2 separate regions of the Homo sapiens genome follow, and region 2 is linked to region 1. Evidence: read pairs that join two places in POLR2A ChIA-PET (ENCODE). Cell type or tissue: CD4-positive, alpha-beta T cell. All regions are shown on one strand. Each heading gives the region's core, and the rest is flanking DNA. Links, peaks and the distances in the headings are about the cores only. Region 1 holds the start of APOL3 (apolipoprotein L3). Region 2 has its middle 27 kb from the start of MYH9-DT.

The links. Peaks named below come from ENCODE experiments on the same cell type or tissue, not always from the same donor. Only the 100,000 strongest peaks of a DNase experiment are listed, where the experiment ranks them.
Region 2: POLR2A ChIA-PET joins it to region 1 with 8 read pairs; 4 of 35 experiments call an interaction of 5 or more read pairs at or near these places.

The regions. Positions count from the first base shown.
Region 1 is chr22:36,160,061-36,164,444 of GRCh38, reverse strand. It overlaps APOL3 (apolipoprotein L3), which reads left to right and starts at 3,690. Exons shown (of 4, transcript NM_145639.2): 1 at 3,690-3,776. RefSeq lists enhancers at 2,087-2,246, 2,198-2,771. In CD4-positive, alpha-beta T cell, for the core only: no CTCF peak of the experiment used is centred there; DNase peaks (open chromatin) are centred at 2,034, 2,444 and 3,644; H3K4me3 peaks cover 873 bases; H3K27ac peaks cover 3,429 bases.
Region 2 is chr22:36,413,209-36,417,592 of GRCh38, reverse strand. No RefSeq gene overlaps it. Among named protein-coding and RNA genes, the nearest start is that of MYH9-DT, 27 kb to the right of the region's middle. RefSeq lists a silencer at 49-98 and an enhancer at 4,086-4,384. In CD4-positive, alpha-beta T cell, for the core only: no CTCF peak of the experiment used is centred there; no DNase peak of the experiment used is centred there.

The sequences.
Region 1 (4,384 bases), core at 79-4,078:
GCTTAGTCAGATAGTATTACAGATAGACGACAGGTCCTCGGAGGTTGTAACAGGTTTGTTGGTATAGACTTTTAAGGAGTATGCAATTGACTGTGGGCTCGACCCTAGGATTGACAGCTTATTCTGGTCGGTTAACAGAAGTGGGGGCTGGAAATGTTTCTGATTGATTCCACTCAGAAGCAGGAATGGAAATGGCTGATAGACCTCTGCTAGGGAAGGTGTAAACACAGATTCAACAGTTTCTGTGATGTTGTGCAGTCCGTTGATGTTGTGTTTAAACAAGGTTTTAAAACTTCTTTGATGGTAGCTAAATATGGGTGTTGGAAAAAAACATTAGGAGAAATGATTGCAAGGGTTAATCTAGTTTAAAAAGCAAAAATATTGGTTACTGCATTTAAAACAGCTATTTTAGCATAAAAAATTATTTCACCCATTCAGGAGGAGGCAATTGAACTGCAAATATATGAGAATAACTATAACAATCCAACTTAAAGCTAATATTTAAAAAAAGGCACTAGGGAAAGTCAGTGGGCATTACTTATTTTTTGGCAGTCTTTTAAAGAGAGGCTTGAGGTCCACTAAAGTCTCACAAGTGTATTTGTCTGTGGAGACATCATCAGTTTGGGCAGCCCTCTGTGGTTTTACATAGGAGTGTGGATGCAGCTGGCAATCCAGAATACACAGCACTGAGATCAAGGTAGTCTCGACATCCCAATATCCTTGACCATTACCAGGAGAGAGTGTCCCCTGCTCTTTAGATGGAGGCTCCGCCTCCCCTGGGGCAGTCTGTGTGTCTCTCAAGTTGTACCTATGTGTGGACCATGGCTGTGCCCAGCATGGAGACCCCTTCCTACAGTGGGTACTACAGCCTTGCTGAAAACATTTGTCCCCTAGATTCTGAATAAAAGTGGTTAGAAAGAAAGAAAAGAAATGAAGCTCTGTTCAAAAGAAAAAGGAAAAAAAATTGCAAAACGATCTTCAGAAGCTGTGCTGCTGCCTATGGCAGTGTGGCAGGGAGGGGGCCTCGGGTGGGGTGAGTGCCCAAAAGGGTGGGCGAGGACGATTTGGGGAGTTCTCCAAAGGTTATGACCCACTATGGGCCTACCCTTCGTTCCCGGCTGTAAACCTCTAAACTTAGCATTTATCCAAGCTATCCCATGATCTGAATCCCAATCGGCTCTCTTAATCAGTAATTTTAAAAATTGCATCCAGCCAAAATGCCCAGTCTAAAGGGAGTTGAGGGTGATTCCTGGCTCTGTGGCCAGAGCATAAGAAACCATTTTGCCTCTCAAAGCTTCCCTGGGCTGTTAACAAGCTCTGGGCTTCAATGGCCACTACAACCTAATGAAGTTGTTTAATCACGTTAAACAGCTAATTAAACCTAAATCCAGAGAAGATTTCTCTAAGCCCTTCTCTAAAAGTTATTGGTGGCATGTTGGGGGATATACCCCCTCTCTAATGCAGCAAATACAACACTCATTGCAACTTCTCTTAGCCAAGCAGCGAAACATAGCACAAACATCTTGACCCAAAGCGAAAGGAAGCATTTTAGCAAAATATGTTTCAGTTCCCCAAGCTAAAATCAAGCACATATTAAAAGCCATGCTGAACGTAAATCATCCAGGTCACAGCACTAAGATATTACCAGGAATTCTGCGCTGGGATGGATCCTTTAACTGAGGAGATTAACAGAGCTGGAGTTCTGGACCAGTAATCTCAGTTCTTCTGAGAGTGAGCAAACAATTGCAGGCTAACTCCAAAATGCAAGCTCAAAGCAAAGTGTATTGAAGCACAGTTAGACACTCTCAGAGGGACAGTGGGCTAATTTCTGTGAAGTGAAGTCAGCCCCTCTATATAGAGTTTAAGGTGCTTCTGTGCGGTTTGTGGAGAGAAGTTGAGGTTGGGGCTGTGTCTGAGTAAAGGACGATGTCATCTGATTGGCAGTTTATGGTTATATAACTAAAATTAGGCAATGCATGTTTTTACCCATAATTTTCACAGAAAAGCCCACTCTGGGGCTTTTGTATAATAAAACCACATTTTATTATAATGATGGTATAATGAACTTGGGGTGACCTGAGGGCACAGTTTCATGTTACTGGGCATGTGCCCCTTTAGGGAATTTCCACCTGTGCCCTAGTTTCTCTTTCTTCAGGATGTGCTGGCCACAAACTATACCACCAACTTCATCAGTTAGGGGGGTCTTAGAATGGCTCTGGGGCTGAACTTAGGTGGGCCAGGAGCTGTTGCAGTGACAGGCTTTCTGCTCTCTTTTCTCCTCCCAGCTGCTAATGTCTACTTAACTGCCTGTTGGGAGCTGAAAAGGCCAAAGGGATTGTGACCAACTCAGCATTTCACTGGAGGCTATATGATCAAACAGCAAACTGTTTATCATGAATGCGGGATGTGGGTAAACTCACACTGCACCCGCCGCCAGAAGGTTTCCTGAGGGCCATCACTCCCTGGTGCTGGGCTCCTTGAAGTTATCTGTTGGGATATCTAGCACCTATTATTTGAAGGATGCAGTCTTGCAAGCCTGCTGTGAACCAAACGGCTGACTGACAATTACCTGACAATCACCCCCCCACCTTTTTCTCGTCATCTCTTTTACCTAATAAACTCAGAGAGCTTGAAAAGCTCAGAGCCCTTGTTCACTAGAAGCAAGGAACCCCCTGACCCCTTCTTCCTAATATACTCTTTTGTCTTTGTCTTTTACTCCCACATCCGCCCCCCACTTTGTTCAGTCAACCTGGGACTGTGGCCAATTACAACAGCCTAACAAAAGTGCCACAGGAGTGGAACATGGGGCAGTGGGCTCTGCTGAAGAGGATGCTAGGGGGCTTCTCAGGGGAGGAAATGCTAGATTTGCATTCTGATAGAGGAGCGTGACTTTTCCAGGTGAAGGTAGCAGGTGCTCCTGGCAGAAGAACCCACATAAGGAAGTGTCCAGAAGCCACACAGGTATGGCGTTCGACAAGAGCAGGTCTGGAACGGTGGCTCATGCTGAGGCAGGAGGATCATTTGAGGCCAGAGTTTGAAACCAACCTGGTAAAAATAGTAAGATTTCACCCCTTCAAAATCATTTTTTAAAAGTAGCCAGGCCGAGTGGCTCATGCTTGTAGTCCCAGCTACTCAGGAGGTTCATTTGAACCCTGGAATTTGAGGCTACAGTGAGCTATTATTGTGCCACCGCACTCCAGCCTGGGTGACAGAGCCAGACCCCATCTCAAAAACAAAACAAAACAAAACAACAAAATAACCCCAACAGCAATACAATCAATATGCAATAAGCGTCCACCCGGCATGTGTGATGGACTGTGGTAATGCTGATGGCATGGAGGGAGTGAGGTGGGCATCTGGGGAGTGTGGTGTTATTGGGGGTGGGGAGTAATCTGGAGGGTCTCATAGTCTTTCAGTGGTAGGTCTTTCTTCCTGAAGACACAGCAAACCCCCAACCCTAAGTATGGGAGGCAGGTGGGTTGGCCAAGAAGGACGTCTGGGGCTGCTCTTGGATCAGCAGGAGGGTGGGACCAAGGGTGCTGCTGGACCAAGGATGGGACTGGGCCAAGGGTGGGGCTGGGAAGCATCCTGTTTTGCATGTTTGATCAGGAGCTGCTGCCAAGTTGTGACTTTCACTTTCCCTTTTGGGTTCCAGGGTATATCTCAGAGCCTGGAGAACGTGTCTGGTTATTATGCAGATGCACGGCTGGAGGTGGGATCCACACAGCTCAGAACAGCTGGATCTTGCTCACACTCTTTCAAGAGAAGCTTCCTTGGTAAGTTAGGGGTGGTCTGACCTTCCCCATCTCCCCATCCTCACAGCAGCTCTATAAGAGAAGGGTCATTCACCTTTTGTAGATGAGCTCAGAGAGGTTAGGTAACTGACTGAGGTCACATCTCGGTCCATGGCAGAGCCTGAATTTGCACCCAGGTTTTAGCTGGACTTCTCCCTCCCTCTCTCTGGGCCCCCAAACAGTAGAGACAGAGGCAGAATCAGCTCAGCTGGGTTCACAAAGCTTCCTAGGGCTCAGCTCTAGTTCCAGCCTGCGTGAGACATGGCCCGGTGACCCCAGAAGGAAGGCAGATGTTGGGACTGTCCATTCCTTTAGAATATTTGGAGGAACCAGAGAAGGTGGAGGACAGGAGGTGATCCAGAGCCTGGCCTGTCCTTCTTGTGGCCTGGCCACCCTGAGGCTGGCCCCAGGGTGCTGCTGCTGAGGCCCGATGGGGACAGAGGATTTCCTTTGAGATACAAGGAACCTGGCTGGGCGCGGTGGCTCATGCCTGTAATCCCAGCACTTTGAGAGGCCGAGACGGGTAGATCACTTGAGGTTAGGAGTTCGAGACCTGCCTGGCCAATATGGAGAAACCCTGCCTCTACTAA
Region 2 (4,384 bases), core at 317-4,316, 250 kb before region 1:
CTCTGTCTCAAACAAAGAAAAAAACATGTAAAGTGCTTACGTGGTTCCCGGCACATGGCAGGCACTCAGCAGATATTGGCTGTGATTCCAGGCAGAACTCAGCCCCATGGGGAGTGGCCAAAGGAACACCAAGCGCCCTGGCTGAGACTTGAAAACACCTGGGCTAAACCTCAGCTCTGCCACTTCCTGTGTGGCCTTGGGCAAGTGACCTCATCTCTCTGAGCCATGGATTCCTCATCATTCCGAGATGATTATGCTTCCTCTGCTTATTTTTTGGGGACGAGATCAAATGAGAGCCTGGATGTCTACGATGCTGCTCTAGAACAGTGTCCTAGGCACCCCTTGCTGCCTGTGTCCCTGGCTTGTGAAAGGCAGAATCAGCATTTTGCACTCAACTTTTCCCCGCAGCCCCTCAATGGACACTTGGTGTCTGACCAGTGCTGCTCTGAATCCTGGCACTCTGTCCCCAGCTGTTTGATGTTGCAAGGGCAGAACCCCAACATGGGGGAACTGAAAGGGAATTTATTGGTTGGCAATAAATAATAATAATAAATAAAAGTCCAGGTGGAGCTGGGTGCAGGAGTCCAGATGATACTGTCAGGACTCTGTCCCTCAGCCCTGCTCTCCTCTGTGCAGGATTTATTTTCAGGCAGTTTCTCCCAACATGACGGCAAAGACCACCAGCTGCTCCATCCAGGTTCACATCAGGCCAATTAGCAACCTTAGGGGAAAGAGAGCATCTGGCCAGGCGAGGTGGCTCACTCCTGTAATCCCAGTACTTTGGGAAGCCGAGGCGGGTGGATCACCTGTTCAAGACCAGGTGAGGAGTTCAAGACCAGCCTGGCCAACATGGTGAAACCCCATCTCTACAAAAATACAAAAATTAGCCGGGCATGATGGTGGGTGCCTGTAATCCCAGCTACTCGGGAGCCTGAGGTGGAAGAATTGCTCGAACCCAGGAGGCAGAGGTTGCAGTGAGGCTGAGATCGTGCCATTGCACTCCAGCCTGGGTGATAGAGCAAGGCTCCATCTCAAAAGAAAAAAAAGAAATCTTGGCCAGGCACAGTGGCTCACATCTGTAATCCCAGCACTTTGGGAGGCCGAGGTGAGCAAATCATGAGGTCAGGAGTTCAAGACCGGCCTGGCCAACATAGTGAAACCACATCTCTACTAAAAATACAAAAACTAGCCAGGCGTGGTGGCGGGCACCTGTAGTCCCAGCTACTCGGGAGGCTGAGGCAGGAGAATCGCTTGAACCTGGGAGGCGCAGGTTGCAGTGAGCCAAGATCGCACCACTGCACTCCAGCCCAGGCAACAGTGTGAGACTCTGTATCAAAAAAAAAAAAAAGAAAAGAAAAGAAAACAAAAGAAAAGAAAAGAAAAGAAAAGAAAAAAGACCGGGTGTGGTGGTTCACACCTATAGTCCTAGCACTTTGGGAGGCCGAGGAGGATGGATCACCTAAGGTCAGGAGCTTGAGACCAGCCTCACCAACATGGAGAAACCCTGTCTCTACTAAAAATACAAAATTAGCCAGGCGTGGTGGTGCATGCCTGTAAACCCGGCTACTCAGGAAGCTGAGGCAAGAGAATCGCTTGAACCCAGGAGGCGGAGGTTGCAGTGAGCAGAGATCGCACGATTGCACTCCAGCCTGGGCAACAAGAGTGAAACTCTGTCTCAAAAAAAAAAAAAAAAAAAAAAAAAGAAAGAAAAAAAAGAAAAGAAAAAAAGAAAGAAAGAGAGCTTCTTTCTCTAACTTGTTCCAGCAAATAGCCTGGGGCTACTTCCATCTCTGGACTTGATCGCAAGACCATCCTGGAACATACTCCTGGGATCCTGATTGGTTAGGCCGAAGTCATGTGCCCACTCCAGACTTGAGAAAAAGGATCGGCCCAGCTTGACTCATGGGAGTTGAGTATGGGAGGCTGGTGACTCCCCAAAGGGAAAGGGGACATGCTGTTGTCAGGAGACGGGTATGACACTGGGTGGGCAGAGGCAACAGGTGACAGCTACAGGTGTTATGAGCCCTGGCCAGGAAGCTGGGATTGTGATCCAAGCTCTATCATTTACTCTCTTCGTGGCCTTGAGGAAGTCACTGACCCTTTCTGAGCTTTGGTTTTCTCATCTGTAAAAGAGAGTTTGACTCTATCACTGGGTCCCAAACCAAGCTGTTGCTAAAATCGCCTGGTGAGCTTTTAAAAATGTAAATTCAGCCAGGTGTGGTGGCTCACATCTGTAATCCTAGCACTCTGGGAGGCCCATGCAGGAGGATCCCTCAAGCCTAGGAGTTCAAGACCAGCCTCGGCAACATAGTGAGACCTCTCCTCTACGAAAAAAAAAAAAAAAAAGTAAATTCTCTGGTCCCATCCTAGACATTTTGATTCAGCTGGTCTGGGGTAGGACCAAGGACTCTGCATTTTTGACAACAACCCCAGAGGATTCTGATTGTTTGTTGTTGTGTTTTTCTTCTTTTCTTTTTTTTTTTAAGATGATCACTCCGTTGCCCAAGCTGGAGTGCAGTGGTGCGATCTCGGCTCACTGCAACCTCTGCTTCCTGGACTCAAGCGATTATCCTGCCTCAGCCTCCCGAGTAGCTGGGATTACAGGCGCCTGCCACCATGCCTGGCTAATTTTTTGTATTTTTAGTAGAGACGGGGTTTCACCATGTTGGCCAGGCTGGTCTCGAACTCCTGACCTCAGGTGATCTGCCCACCTCGGCCTCCCAAAGTGCTGGCATTACAGGCATAAGCCACAGTGCCCAGCCTGATGTGATTTTAATTTTGGAGTTCACTGGCTGAGATGGTTCCCAAGGTCCTTCCCACTCTAATGGCCTCTAATTCTGGAGTCAATCAATGTTGGCTGAAAGGCTGAGCAGAAAGATCCCGACTGTTGGCCGGGTGCAGTGGCCTGTAATCCCAGCACTTTGGGAGGCCGAGGCAGGTGGATCACTTGAGGTCACAAGTTTGAGACCAACCATGGCTATCATGGCAAAACCCTGTCTCTATTAAAAATAAAAAAAATTCACCGGGCATGGTGGTACTTGCCTGTAATCCCAGCTACTTAGGAGGCTGAGACAAGAGGATCACTTAACTAAGGAGGTGGAGGTTGCAGTGAGCTGAGATCAAGTCACTGCACTCCAGCCTGGGCGACAGAGCGAAACTCCATCTCGAAAAAAAAAAAAAGATCTCAATTGAGACAAGCAGACCACAGTGCTCACGAAATGCCCAGCCCTGCCCTGTATCCTTTCTTTTTTTTCTTTTTTTGAGGAGGAGTCTTGCTCTGTCGCCCAGGCTGGAGTGCAGTGGCATGATCTTGGCTCACTGCAAGCTCCGCCTCCCAGGTTCATGCCATTCTCCTGCCTCAGCCTCCCAAGTAGTAGCTGGGACTACAGGTGCCCGCCACCATACCCGGCTAATTTTTTGTATTTTTAGTAGAGATGGGGTTTCACTGTGTTAGCCAGGATAGTCTCGATCTCCTGACCTCGTGATCCGCCTGCCTCGGCCTCCCCAAGTGCTGGGATTACAGGCGTGAGCCACTGCGCTCAGCTTTTTTTTTTTTTTTTTTTTTGAGACAGAGTCTCACTCTGTCACCAGGCTGGAGTGGAATGGCGAGATCTCGGCTCACTGCAACCTCTGCCTCCCGGGTTCAAGCGATTCTCCTGCCTCAGCCTCCCAAGTAGCTGGGACTACAGGCGCCTGCAACCACCCCGGCTGATTTTTGTATATTTAGTAGAGATGGTTTTTTGCCATGTTGGCCAGGCTGGTTTTGAACTCCTGACCTCAGGTGATCCACCAGCCTCTGCCTCCAAGAGTGCTGGCATTACAGGCATGAGGCACTGTGCCTGGCCCCTGTAGATCCTTTCATGGGTGGGCCTGTGGCTAGGTCTGGCTAATGATATGGCAGTGAAAGTGACATATGTCACTTCCAGGATGAGGTAGTTAAAAGCCTATACCCCAGATGTCAGTCTCTCTCTCGCCTGCCTTGATGAATGATTTGTACAGCAGCCCTGTACTGCAGGGGCACTTGCCACACGCAGCGAAGACGTGATGGTGGGCACAGCAGAGAAAGTGGGCTTGGGCCTTGGCATTCTCCCACCCCTCCTTTCTCCAGCTGGATGAGAGTCTGCAATGAAGAATGGTGGGGGTCAGGATCAGACTGTGGGCCCCAGAGGAGGAAGAACAGGAAGGCTGTCCAAGGCCAGAGGCATCCTAGGACAGCTGGAGAAGTCTCACAGTGGATTGGCAGGATGGCCCGGGGCTACGCCAACCCCATGTAAGGCATTAAGGTGAGGGGAGAGCTATTGCTCCTTAATGAGGTGTTCGTCCTCATCAAGGTTGAAGGGCAAGTCCACTGGGGAGGAGTGACTCACCCAGCGTCCCTGGATAC